Linked DNA regions of Homo sapiens: all the other regions are linked to region 3. The links are chromatin contacts, found by Hi-C or POLR2A ChIA-PET in ENCODE. All regions are on one chromosome and are shown on one strand. The core of a region is the stretch at or near the end of the contact, and the rest is flanking DNA. Distances in the headings are between cores, read along the strand shown. Region 1 holds the start of LINC00265 (long intergenic non-protein coding RNA 265). Region 2 holds the start of YAE1 (YAE1 maturation factor of ABCE1). Region 3 holds the start of VPS41 (VPS41 subunit of HOPS complex).

The links. A loop is a pair of places that touch in the nucleus more often than their neighbours do. ChIA-PET counts read pairs that join two places held with the same protein, here RNA polymerase II (POLR2A). Pooled maps may share reads with other maps.
Region 1: a loop to region 3 is called in a map of CD8-positive, alpha-beta T cell, with 8 times the contacts of the local background. The contact joins the promoter of LINC00265 here to the promoter of VPS41 in region 3. A Hi-C loop is called at or near these places in 2 of 168 maps with a recorded cell type or tissue (CD4-positive, alpha-beta T cell and CD8-positive, alpha-beta T cell), 2 of 37 single-sample maps with no recorded cell type and 13 of 50 pooled maps. POLR2A ChIA-PET finds 5 or more read pairs at or near these places in 1 of 52 experiments (activated B cell).
Region 2: a map of CD8-positive, alpha-beta T cell shows a loop between it and region 3 (4-fold over the local background). The contact joins the promoter of YAE1 here to the promoter of VPS41 in region 3. A Hi-C loop is called at or near these places in 4 of 168 maps with a recorded cell type or tissue (CD4-positive, alpha-beta T cell, CD8-positive, alpha-beta T cell and naive thymus-derived CD4-positive, alpha-beta T cell), 1 of 37 single-sample maps with no recorded cell type and 12 of 50 pooled maps. POLR2A ChIA-PET finds 5 or more read pairs at or near these places in 1 of 52 experiments (T-cell).

The regions. Positions count from the first base shown.
Region 1 is chr7:39,731,630-39,736,011 of GRCh38, reverse strand. It overlaps LINC00265 (long intergenic non-protein coding RNA 265), which reads right to left and starts at 2,444. Exons shown (of 12, transcript NR_026999.1): 1 at 1,968-2,444. RefSeq lists enhancers at 449-1,220, 2,412-2,491, 1,425-2,624, 2,782-2,851, 2,942-3,041.
Region 2 is chr7:39,564,038-39,568,619 of GRCh38, reverse strand. It overlaps YAE1 (YAE1 maturation factor of ABCE1), which reads right to left and starts at 2,216. Exons shown (of 3, transcript NM_020192.5): 1 at 2,073-2,216. The coding sequence starts at 2,201. It overlaps YAE1-DT (YAE1 divergent transcript), which reads left to right and starts at 2,271. Exons shown (of 3, transcript NR_187579.1): 1 at 2,271-2,477. It also overlaps the pseudogene TMX1P1. RefSeq lists an enhancer at 1,930-2,379.
Region 3 is chr7:38,907,910-38,912,463 of GRCh38, reverse strand. It overlaps VPS41 (VPS41 subunit of HOPS complex), which reads left to right and starts at 3,273. Exons shown (of 29, transcript NM_014396.4): 1 at 3,273-3,310. The coding sequence starts at 3,290. RefSeq lists an enhancer at 3,166-3,265.

The sequences.
Region 1 (4,382 bases), core at 1,195-3,694, 820 kb before region 3:
GTTATCCATAGCTAAAAAGGGCTGTCATCACTGAGACTGTCGGCATCCCTGCAATCTGGCTGGCTCCTGCCTGGTTCACCCACCTCCAGGTTGTTAAGTTAGGTCAGAAATGGGGGGCTTGTCTCTCACTGGTTTATTCCTCTTGAGAGCTACTTAGAGAAGTGGAGAGATCAATACTCTTGAATGGAAGAAGGACATGAGTCCATAGGTCAGGAGAGATCTGAGCTGCCAGTAAAGAGGTAGGAACTATCTGCAGAGAGGGTACTTGAGGTGAGAAGCCAGCTTAGGCCAGTACCCACAGGGATGCCAACATCTAAGCATCTGGCAGATGACTTGGTGTTATTTCCTTAAGCTCCATAATTACCTCTAGTTTGTTATTCTCCTTGCATCCAATTGTGTTTCCATAATAAAAACTGCAAAACCCTTAATTATGGCAAAGTTCTGTAACCTTGTCTTTGGGAATAGTGAGGACAGAGGGAATGTAAGAGACAGGGTCCCATTTTACAGCAGATTACAGTAAATCTAACTTTTTTCCTATTTTATTATTTATTTATTTTTGATTGTTGTTGTTGTTGTTGTTGTTGTTTTTGTTTTTTTTTTTTTTTGAGACGGAGTCTTACACTGTCACCCAGGCTGGAGTGCAGTGCCATGATCTCAGCTCACTGCAACCCCCGCCTCCCAGGTTTCAAGCAATTCCCCTGCCTCAGCCTCCAGAGTAACTGGGATTACAGGCGTGCACTATGCCCGGCTAATTTTTGTTTTTGTTTTTTTTCAAGACCGAGTCTTGCTCTGTCATCTAGGCTGGAGTGCAGTGGCACGATCTCAGCTCACTACAATCTCCACCTCCTGGGTTCAAGAGATTCTCCTGCCTCAGCCTCTCGAGTAGCTGGGATTACAGGCACACACACTATGCCTGGCTAATTTTTGTACTTTTAGTAGAGACAGGGTTTCACCATGTTGGCCAGGCTGGTCTCGAACTTCTGACCTCGTGATCCGCCCACCTTGGCCTTTCAAAGTGCTGGGATTACAGGTGTGTGCCACTGTGCCTGGCCTAGGGTAAATCTATATATAAAAAAACTGATGCCTGGAACGGGAAGGAGACTAGCAAATTAAGGTACAGACCTCTCAAGATCTACTGGAGGGGAGAGTGAAGTGACCAGGGTAAGAGAGAAGCAAGCTGAAGCCCTAGGAATTCCAGAAGTGGGAGGTGAGGTGGAGAGAGGAAGACCAGGAAGCCAGACTAGCTTAAAGAGGAACGAGTTAACAGAAGAATAAGCATTATGACCCAACACAGAATACAAATTTAATAAGAACCCATTTTCTTTATTAAAAATTAAAGACATAATGGCCATTTATTAAAAGCCATGTGTTTGGCACTTTTTGTAGTGGTTTCACATAATTCTAGGGGCATCCCACTGAAGAAGGGTTTACAATCCTCATTCTACAAATGGGGAAGCAGAGGCTCTGAAGGATCTCCTTGTGAATTGCTAATTAGAAGCTCTGGAAATTACCTATGTTCTGACTCAGCCACTTCCTCACTGTGGGACCTGGGGCACGTCACTTCATCTTGAACCCTTGAAAGACACCTGGCAGCTGAGCGACCCCTCTGACTGGGAGTCACAGGACTCTAGGGGTTCTAATGTCCCTCCACTGCACTGTCCCCCTGCCCCCTGCATTCTGTCAACCTTAAACAATGAAGTTCAGAAAATGTAAATAAGCATAGAGTTTATTTAAACACAAAGATTGAGGATGGCCATCCAGGAAAGCGCTGACTCCAAACAAATGATGTCAGCGTTTCCAAGGTGAAGTTAAGGTTTCAATTATATAGACGGAGGCAGGGACATTCCAGCAGGATTACAAATGTGCATGCAAGTTGCATACCTACAACGATGTGGTTGGTTTCAGATTGCTACATTCCAAGGAAGATTATGACTGTGAGGAGGGACAATGATCTAAAGGGGTCTTACCTTGGATGCTACTTGGTCTTCTTAATTATTTACAGCGGAAAAAGGCAGAGGTTGCATCTGCATGCCACATGACTCAGGCTGCATAGCCACATTCCTCTCAAGGCTCGGGATCATGTAAAGTTCCAGCAGCTTTAAGTTGTAATTCTTTTAAGTTTGATTTAATTTAACAGTTCCAAAATCCCTGTTTTACAGGTAAAGAAACTGAGGCCAGCAGCAAGGGCAGGTCTAGCATCCAGGTTCCCTCTTAAGTACCTCTGATTCTGAAGCGGAACCTGCTTACAGAACATCACGGGCGGCTTCAGGGTCTATATAAGAAAAACAGATGCCCAAGCGGGAAGGAGACTAGGAGGCCGTGTTGAGAAAACCAGACCCAGCCACTGGCCTTGAAGTCCGGATGGAAGCTTGGCGCTTGCCTCGCCTCGTCTTCCTTCCGCCCTGGTGCTGAGCGGCTAGTCCAGAGCCGGCAGGATCTGCGCTTCCGGTTTCCGGGTTCTCCGGGTGTAGCCGCCTCTGCCCCGGGGGATCCCCTCTCCTCCAGCAGGCCGGGGAGGCCTACGTGGGCGGCTTCGTTGCAGCCAGCTTGCCGTTGTCACGGAAATCTCCTCCGGCGTCTCCAGGGACCACAGCGGGAGAGGAAATAGCCACCAACGAGATAGCGGGGGTCTCGTGACGTCACGGTAGCTGGGCAGGCTTCACAGCGTTAGCCCGCGAGCTCAGCCGATCCCTGGAGTCTCAGGCCGGGGGTTGGGGTTCTGCTACAGGGCGAGGAGTAAGAGTGGCAGTCTGAGAGACGCAGCTTCGTCGCCTCCAGGGTGTCCCAAGGCACCTCCTATCAAGTTCCTCCAAAATGCACCTCTCCCCTCCCCCTCACGTGCTCCTCCTGAATTCCATTTCGATGCAGGCACCGCTGTCTACTGTAAGAGGAGCGGCCCTTGGGTGGGGGAGAGTGGAAGAGGAACTGTCGTTGGCAGAGAAGACTTCAGGAGAAATCCGGTCCCTGGCTTTCGCTTCTGCAGGGCCAGGCCGAGTGGGGTTCAGGCAGCGATGGGAGCTCAGGAGAAGAAGGGCTTTTCCTAACGGGGGAGGGTGGGAAAGGGAAGTGCCACCCTGGAAAACTGCTCCACTAGTTGCAGTGTGCATGGCGGGAAGGAGGAGAATTGGCTAGAGCTGAGCTGCAGGGAGCCTGAATGACACCTTGTCTTGCTGCAGATGGCCCCAAACCCTGCGGTGCTCTTCCGCAGGTGGTCATAGGACCTGGCTCAGTCCAGCTTGAGGAGGGTCCCCGGAAGGAAGTCATTCCTCCTTCCCTTCTCAGAATTAATAAGAACCAACTATGAGCCAGGTCCTTTTCCAAGGCCTGGGGATGCAGTAATGAATAAGAGAATAAGGTTCCTGCCCTCAAGGAGACTGGCTCTAGGACGTGTTAAAACTTAAATTCCAAACTCTCCACCCCAGCCTCTGCTCTGGAAGTGATCGTTTGTACTGAACAAAGTGAACAGATTATAACCAGACATGGCCCTAGAAAGGGTATCCATTCTTGATGGTGCCCTGACCATATCTGGAAACCTGCTCCTTTGCAGTGCTCGGGGCTGAGGTCTTTGGGCCGCCTCCTGAGGCCCCAGCTTGGTGTCCATCCTGTCCCATCCTCTCTGTATGTTCTCTTCACCTTCAGTTTCTGCTTCAAGGATTCCTCCAGAAAGAACGGGGCTGGGCTGGAAGTGGTGTATCCTAATCTCTCGTCCCCAGGAAGGAGTACATGGGCTTGAGACTTACAAGGTCTCAGGGTTTCAGGCGTTTGGAGGCTGATCAAGAAAAAAGATAGAAACACTAGAGGCAGGCACACAGAAGCTTTACTGGGCAGTGCTTGGATAGGGATGCATAAGAGGGGAAGTTCCTCATAGCGTGAGACCATCCACAGCTTTAAGATGGGGGAGCCATCTTCCAGAATGGGAGAGTTTAAGGCATCTCCTGGGGGAGAGGGTGACCAGAGAGGGGGCTTCCCTGTCTAGGTGATGTCCCTCAGCAGCATGGCAGGGAGTCTCCAAAGGGAAGCAGCAGCTTGGGGTCTTATAACTACAAAGCTATGTCGTATCTATTGCTAGCAAATGTGTGTGAGGTTTTGCAGGGTATGCAAAGCAGGCAGCCTCTAAGTGGCTAAAAATATGCTTCTTTGGACCATTTTAAAAAATAACTGGATGTGTAGAAATTTGAATGTGGCACTGGCAGGCTTTTGAGCTAACAGGTCTCAGCCCATGGTGAAGAAATTAACAACCTAGGGACCCACACACAGAGGCCACCTTTGGCTCATCGATATAACACATGGACTGAAGGAAGAGAGAAAGGTCTGCTGCTGGCCTTGCCTCTTGGCATGACCTTGACCCAGGGTCCTCTCGGATAGTACATGAGGGACATCTC
Region 2 (4,582 bases), core at 967-3,466, 660 kb before region 3:
GAAGTTTACTGAGAGATCCATCAAATTGAACTGTCTGTTGATAATTTAAAATTTTGGCCATTCATTTCAGATTTTAAATCATTCTTGCTGAACTACTTGAAATTGTCTTTTAAAATTTTTCTTTTTGGATGTGAAGGTGAACATTCCTGATTTTTGTCTGATGTGGAAAAGTCCTGGTATTTTACATTTTGAAAATTCACAGAAGGTTAATATAAAACAAAGTTTGCATTCTACTCAGGAAAAAGCATCTTCTTGTATATGTTTTAAATGTATCTTTGGCATCATATACAGAAAGTTCTTAATTAATTTTACAGTCTGTAATGCTTGATGTTTCAAAATCATTAACTATATATATATATATTTATTATTATCATTATTTTTTGAGATGGAGTCGCGCTCTGTCACCCAGGCTGGAGTGCAGTGGCATGACCTCAGCTCACTGCAACCTCTGCCTCCCGGATTCAAGTGATTCTTCTGCCTCAGCCTCCCAAGTAGCTGGGACTATAGGTGCACGCCACTATACCCGGCTAATTTTTGTATTTTTAGTAGAGATGGGGTTTCGCCACACATTTTTATATTTTAAGATACAAACTTCATATTTTCCTGTTCTTTCCTAACTGCTAATATTGTGTGGTATCTTACAGGTAGAAATCAACAGGATGGTACACTTAGTGTATTTTTACTCCTTAAAGAGCATACTCCTTAAAGGGCATACATAGTTTTCACCTTACAAGAAGGGGGAAAACCATAAATACAATGAATCAACTGACCATTATGTAGTAGACAATTTCTGTAATGTCCCCTTCTTTCTAGGCTCTGCGGATAGGAGAATCCACTAGACTTATAGTAGCATAATGTACAAGTTTTCTTTAAAGGTCTCTCCTTTAGAATATAAAATATTATACCATTGAAGAGTTTGGATGTGTAACCTGTGATGCCTTAGAAAAATATCCTAAGCACAAAATAAACTTTTCTAATCACTTCAAAAGATTAAAAAAACCAAAAAACAAAAAACAAAACCCAGCATTAGCAATGTCTTCACAAAAAGGATATATGGAAAATTACACATCTGGGCTCTTGCCAACTGATTGGAATGGTGTGGGTGGGTGAGGAGACAGGGCAAAGCAGAGAGAGGAAATTGTTTAAAAAAAAAAGGATGATGAGAAGTCTGGTTTCAGAAATTTTGCATAATACCTAAATTCAACTAACCTGCAAAAGCTCTGTGGGTAGTGATTTCGTTCTGCATCTCTCACGGTGCCACAGCATTTAAAAGATGCTCAATACTTATTAGTGTGGCCCCAGTCTCACATAAAGCATTTTTGTAATTGACAACATGGTTTTTGGGCTAAGCAAATACCACTCTACTGAAATATTAAACAGGGCAGATTCCCAACTGCAGCTTTAGCGGCAATTTAATGGTTGGCAAATATATTAAGTGGATGTGGACCTCACTATTTGGTCCTCACCCAGAAATACTGTAGGCTGCACACAGAAATTAAGCTTAGTTTCAATGAATAGTGAGACAAATTAGAGATGAAAAAGTTACATCTAACAAATAAAAAAGAAACCAACTTTAATATTCCCTTACCTAGACACCAGTATTCCACATTAGCTTTCCCTTATTGTCCTCTGACAGCATGCTTTAGTTCATCTTTTCAATATGTCTTGATTAACACTACTCCTTAACTTTAGGCTCCCTACCCATTCAAGCCACCCATATAAACTGCGTACACGTCCTTTGACAGCCATAATAAGTATAGTGTATGTTTCTCTCCAGCTCCTTTCCCTGTGATCCTCAACAAACTGCAAACTGTTCAAAGTCTACACATAGTTAATTTTGGTCGGTCCTCAGTTTCTAACGCATCCCGTAGGCGCTCAAAGAATGCGTCTTGTTGTTTTACACGCTTTCAAGTAACCATCGAGAAATCCTAGCAAGACGCGGGTCGGACCGGGTCCCTAGGGATAAAGAGAGCAGCGCCGGGCCAGGCTGGGGCCACTCTGGACCCAGCTTCTTCACAACTCCGCGCCTCTTCCCACAACCCAGCACCCCGCGCCGTCCACACCACGTTTACTTTGACTCGTCTTTGCATGTTACTCTGCCATTCCCGCTGCGCCAGGAGCGACTCGTCTGCTTCTTCGTCAAACACGTCCCCTTTGTCTCCAGGGCCCTGGATCAAGGAGGCTGCTTGAACCCACGACATCACCGAGGCAATTACGGGGTCGCAGGCCACCGGAAGCGCCAACAACTCCTTCCGGTCCGAAGGCGGGGCGAAGACGGCGAGTGGAGGCTCGGGAGGGGCTGCGTGTGCGCGGAGGCGGGCTGTGGCCCGTGGCCGCCGCCGGAGCCTTTCGCTTGCGGTGATTTTGGGCTCCCTCGGTTGGCAGTGTTGATGTGTGCCTGTGAGTTGTGAGCGAGGCAGATTTCCTCGCGTGGCCGGCACGACCTTCACCTTTGCAGAAGGCAACCGGGACCCTCAGTGAGACACCTTCCATTTCCACCGTAGTCTTACCATGGTCTGGGTTTTACATTCGCGCGCTTTGGTAAACTATTAAAGGTAGTAAAGTCGATGGGCGATTACCACCCAAATACTTTGTCTCTTTTGGAATCTCCTCTGCATTTAAAGGATTTGACAAGCCGACATTTTAAACTGTTAGGATTGTGGAGTAAAGGAAAATAGGATCGAAAAGCGAGGTACTGTAGCCAATTTGAGATTAGTAAGAAATATAGAGTACATTTGTAAAGCCAATATATTTTTTCATTGATTCACGATATCCTTCTGCCTCCCATTCCTGTTCATATGCCCTAAAGTAAACAGTTGGTTTGGTAAGGGTGGGGACTTGTGTCAACACCAGGACAGTTCTGACACATAGTAAATGCTGAACTCTATTTTGGTGAATGAATGAATACCTGTAGTATTCCTGTTTTGCCCTTTGCCTGGGTAAAATGAGTCATGTGATTATGATTTATTTATCTAACAATTTATTGAACACCTACCTTGTGTCAGGTACCATTCCAGGCTTTGGGATACATCAATGAACAGACGGAAGTTCCCAACCCTTGTCGACTTTATAGTCATGTAAAATTGACAGGATAAACAATAAGCAATATATAAGTAGCATAAGGTTTGTTAGAAGATCATAAATAAATGCTATGAAAAAAATTTTTAAATAAGCACAGTAAGAACCATAAGTGTGTGGGAGTGGGTGGTTGGTTCATGTTACAATTTTAAATCTCCAGAGAGAATTTGGCATCCCACAAATAAAAAATATATAAACTACAAATATGTATATTTTATTAATGTAAATATATTAAGATATATGTATATATCTTTATTAGGAACAAAATGGTAGTAAGCAATAAAGATAACAATAAAATAGAAAACCTCAAAACTTGAATAAGTAAGTCCAATTCTTTTTTGTATTATTTGAAAACACCAATAAGATAGATAATCCTGTCATGACCCAGATTTTTAAAGAGAACAAAATTATACAAGAATGAGAAATGAGATAACCACTGATGCAGAAGGAGATTAAAATATTAATTACCAACTAAAACTCAAAAGCAACACATTCGAAAACCTGAGAGATATGAATGACTTTCTAAGAAAATTGACCCAAGAAGTAGGGTCATGAAGAGACTAATTACCATAGAAAAATTGGACATTAAATATCTACTATTAAAAATGTCATGGAGACTTGGGAGTTTCACATTAAGTCCTTTGCAATCTTTAAGGAATGATGGAGTCTTAAACTATTTTTACCATTTTAGGGGAGAGAAAAAGAAGAAACTCCTTAAATCATTTCATGAAGCCAGCCTTACTGTAACTTCATAAAGATAGTACCAGAAAAACCCCAAAGTTCAAGTTAGCTTGTGAATATATATCCAAAAGAGAATCTAGTAGGTTGGTGCAAAATTAATTGGGGTTTACTTTTGCACCAACCTGGTAGTACTTTATCAAAAGAATAATTTAAGAGGTTTTGTACCAGGAAAGCAAACTTTTGCAATATTAGGACATCAATAATATTTCATTGCATTGACTATTTTTTTTTTTTTTAAAACAGCGTCTTGCTCTGTCACCCAGGCTGGAGTGCAGTGGTGAGATCACAACTCACTGCATCCTTGATCTCCTGGGCTTGAGCTATCCTCCTGCCTCAACCTCTTGAGTAGCTAGGACTACAGGCATGTACCACTGCACCTGGCTAATTTTTTGATTTTTTTGTAGAGACAGGAGTCTCACTATGTTGCCTAGGCTGGTCTCCAACTTCTGAGCTCAAGCTATCCTCCTGTGTCAGCCTCCCAAAGTGCTGGGATTACAGGCATGAGCCACTGTGCCTAGCCTGCATCAACAATATAAAAGGGAAAAAACATGTTATATTAATAAATGCTAAAAAGTTATTTGAAAAAATTTAAAAATCATTTCTAACAAAATAAAGTAGAAATAGAAACTACAAATTGGTAAAGACTTTACAAAAATTCCAACGAGTAGTATTTTAAACACTTAGATGTTCAGATATTTCCTTTAACATATAGAAAGGAGAGGGCATCTGGTAGTCACTATTATTACTTAATATTCTTTTAGAG
Region 3 (4,554 bases), core at 2,024-4,523:
GAAGCTGAAGATTGGGAAAAGAATCTACAACACATCCCCTAATTAGCAAGGGCATAAGAGTGAATTATTTTAACTTTGTCCACTTTGCCGATTTTTCAAGTTTCCTGAATTTATAAATGCTATTTAATAATGGAAAATATTAAAGCCGTTCATATTGTTTAAGCAATGAAATAATGCTATTGTCACGAATAAAATGGCTATAATTTGAGTTAGTAAACTGTTTCAGACCTACGAAACAAACATATGAGACAGATCCTTGAAACCAGTGAGCCACTCTACAAATATAAGGTCTTAGGTCTGTTTTCTGAAGTCTATTAACAATTTTAGGTCCTATAGACTGAGAATGAGAAGTTGAATCTTACCTTTACCTCCATCTGCATTTTTGTTTTAGTTTTAGTTTTTGTTTTTGTTTTTGTTTTTTGAGACAGAGTCTTGCTCTGTCACCAGGCTGTAGTGTAGTAGTGTGATCTTGGCTCACTGCAACCTCCGCCTCCCGAGTTCAAGCGATTCTCCTGCCTCAGCCTCCCGAGTAGCTGGGATTACAGGCGCACACCACCACGCCTGGCTAATTTTTGTATTTTTAGTAGAGACGGGGTTTCACTATGTTGACCAGGATGGTCTCGATCTCTTGACCTCAGGGGATCCGCCCGCCTTGGCCTCCCAAAGTGCTGGGATTACAGGCGTGAGTCACTGCGCCCAGCCCTTTACCTCCGTATCTTGAAGTTGGGAGAGGGTGGACTGAGCAGGTGATTTGACACAGAATCAGTGACTGTTAGGCTGACTACTCCTCAAACTTGAAAGTATATGCATATGACTGAGGGATACTATTAAAATCCAGATTGTGGTTAAATACATCTCTCAAAGGGCCCCAAATTCTTCATTTTTAACAAGCTCCCAGGTAGTCTTTGGACTACACTTAGAGTAGTTGGAGAATACAAGACCACCTAGATAAGAGAGCCTCAAACTCTCACTTCACATGAGCAAATGGGATTTGGAGGTCACATGTGAATTTCATCCTGTCCACTGTCCCAGCACGAACCTGCTAGTTCATAGTAGGTTTCTTCCTCTAATTCACCTTTCCATACCTGTGTCTCTTCACTTTTCCAGTCTCTCCAAAAGGAAAGAGGCTCATAATACTTTATTGTAATCAAGAGAGTATACTGAATGCGGAACAAACTTGGGGAATTGAGAGTTTCTACGGTTAAATGAGCAGAGGAAAACCTATAAAGTCTGGCTATATCTTTAATAAGACCCATAACACCCTTCTTGAGAAAGAGAATAAACATTCTCATTCCAGAAAAGTAGAAAGGCCAGGAAGGCCCAGAGTGGATGGCCTTCAGCTTTGCTTGCTTGGGCTGCTTGACTTCTCACCAAAATAAAATGGAACCATAAAACAAAAATGACCTTGTGGTTAAGACAGTGGTAATAATCCCTTATTTTCCTTCTTCATCCCAATCTCATCCATTCAGCATAGAAGAGGAGATTGCCCAGTTGGAGAGGCTGTAGTCCTAGAGGTTTATGGGTGGCTGTCACTCATAACAGAAAAGAGAAAATTGGAGTTTGTGAGGAAAGTCAGAAAAGTGGAAGAGCTCATTTTATTTCTCTTTCCCGTGGATACTCGACTGAGGGCTTCCACAGTCTCTTTGGTCTGTATTAAAGTTTTTCTGGGATCTGGAGTTCATCATGAGCAATGTTTGGCCCTGGGCTGCTTTGCAAGAGATTTTAGAAACTCTTGGGTTAGGTTTATACTTGCCCTAGGTTTATACTTAGGGCATTGGGTGCTTGCTTATGGATTTCTTTTTTCTTTTTTCTTTTTTTTCAGATAGGGTCTCACTCTGTTGCCCAGGCTGGAGTGCAGTGGCACCATCAATGCTCACTGCAGCCTTAACCCCCACCTCAGCCTCCTGAGTAGCTGGAACTACAGGCGCACACCATTATGCCCGGCTAATTTTTGGTATTTTTTGTAGAGACAGGGTTTTGCCATGTTGTCCAGGATGGTCTCAAACTCTTGAGCTCATGAAATCTGACTGCCTTGGCCTCCCAAAGTGCTGGGATTACAGGTGAAAGCCACTGCACCTGGCTGCTTATAGACATTTAAATGCCTCAGGGTGGTCTATCCTGTCGGCTGAGTGATTAGCCCACTGGAAGAGGAACCCCAGCAAGGCTTGGAGGAAGAAGATGGAGGTAAGGCTGTTTAGGCCCTGGGGAGAAGACAGGTGTCTCAGAGATGATGTCACCTTGGCTTCTGGGCCATTGAGGAATCATGGGTTGAGCAAGCTACAGACAGAGTACTGAGTCCATGACTTCCTACTGGGTCAGAGTCAATGAGGCACAGGGAGTCAAAAAAGGTACTGAGGCAATCACCACATGCTGCCATTTGCAATGCCCTCTGCTGGTCACCAGCTACTCCAGTGAATGGAAATTGTAAAATGTCTGTCTTTGGACAAGGTGCTGCAGATTCCTGAGGGTTAAGAAACAGAATTCATAATGTTCAGAAACATGGAGAAGGAATCAGTCATTCTGAAGGCTGGAAGTAATACAGTGGTTGTGCAGATTTTGACCAAGGACAACTTCATATTGTGTCTTCACTTGAACATTTACCTATTGAATATCCTCAACAAAAGTTTAACAATTAATTTATTAAACAACAGAGATTTTTTTTAAATCAATGTTCATATGACAGGAGAAGACAAAGTAGCAAGCAAAAATAATGATATTATTTGTTGGCGTATAAATTTTCTCTGACTCTCCACTGCAAAGACTGCTTTATATTCACTGAATATACTTAAAAAAGAGAGAGAAAAAAGGACAAGAACACTTTTAGAGTAAGCAGCATTTGGCAATCACAGAGACTTTGGCATCAGGCAGGGCTGAATTCTATTACTAGTTCTGCCTCTTACTAGCTGCATGACCTCTGAGCTACGGTATTCTCCCCTATAAATGGGGATGATAGTAGGAATTGCTGTGAGGATTAAATGAGATAATTTATGCAAAGCTATAAACCCAGGGCATGACATAGTAAGTGCTTAATAAACACTAGAATAACTAGAGAAACAAGAACAACAATAAAATAAGCTATAGTATTAGCAATGGTTATGTTCACATCCTTCAAAGCAGAATTCCATTGAGTTTGGAGAATTGGCAGCAGAAATGAACCCTAGCAGGTCCGTCCCCTAGAAGAGATTTCCAGGCTCAGATGAAGCTAAAACTACATTTCCCAGAAGGCCCTGGGCCAAGTGTGTGGTTTCCTCTTATTTCCGGGTCTGTCAGGTGACTCTCCCGTGGCGCCATGGCGGAAGCAGAGGAGCAGGTAAAGGGTGCAGGTGGTAGTTGAGGGCACAGGGATATAGAGACTAGGGTGGGCTGTTTGGGGAGGGTGGAGTGGAGTGGGTGGAGGTGCGGAGCTGCTGGAATAGCGCAAGGCAGGTCCGCGGCAGGGCGGGGTGGGATGGCGAAAGTTGGTTTCGGGGAGCAGAGAGGATGCCAGCCCCGGGAGGGCACCTAGGGAAAGCGCTCTGACACACCCCCGCGTTCGGGCTGCCTTTCCTCGGGCCCCATCCCTGTGGCCTTTGCCCAGGGAAATTTTGGCATGAAGGCAGGCCCGGCTACCTCAGGGACTGACTGCCTGTGGGAGGAGGAAGAGAGGCCGGGTGACTGAAATTTAAGTTGCTTTCCACTTGAAGTAGGACAATAAGAACTAGGAGAGAGTAGACGATGAGTTTTGTTTTGTATCTATTGGAGTTAGGTACAGAGCTGGAGCACTGTTGCGGTGCAGCAGGGATTAAATGCATCCGTTCTGGAGCAAAAATGCCTGGGGTCCAAGTGCTGGTTCCTTTTCTTACCCAATGTGCTACTTTGAGCTACTTATTTAACTTTCCAGTGTGAGATGGGGGTAATAATAAGGCCGTCCTCAGAGGGTGGTTTAAGATGGAGAGAGGAGTTTATACACAAAGTTAGAGTACTTAGAACTGTTGGGCTTAGTAAAAATTAAATGGGATTATTTGTTGCTGGTAGTATCCAGTCAACAACTGGCAACGTGGCACTGAAGTTTAGGGTAGAAATTGGTGATGGGAATATGAATTATTTTCATATAGCAGTAGTGGTAATCACACATTTTATGAAATGACGAAGTAAAATAAAAAAGACAAAAAAGAGAAGCAGACCAAAAAAGAGGCTAGAACTTGGGGGAGATAACTTAAGTTTCCATTTCCAGTGTTATTTCAGTTGGATACTGTTTTTCTTCACAAGTTAACAGGGCTGTCAGTTGCAGTCATTGTCTCTAAACAGTGACTTGATGATGGGCTGTTTAGTATCATAAGAGTCATTTACCTAGTTCAATAATTTTTACTATTTTCAACATACTTCATTTGTTTTTACTTCATAGTGAAAATTTGTTCTGTATATATTTTATATATGCCAATAATTGAGACGTTTGACTAGGTAGAAATTTGGTTTGGCTGGTCCTTGTGATAACAAGATAACAAAGTCTCTTATCTAACACTAGAGACTCCTATTTCCATTCTAGCAGTTCAAAGGAAAACACTCATTAAGAAC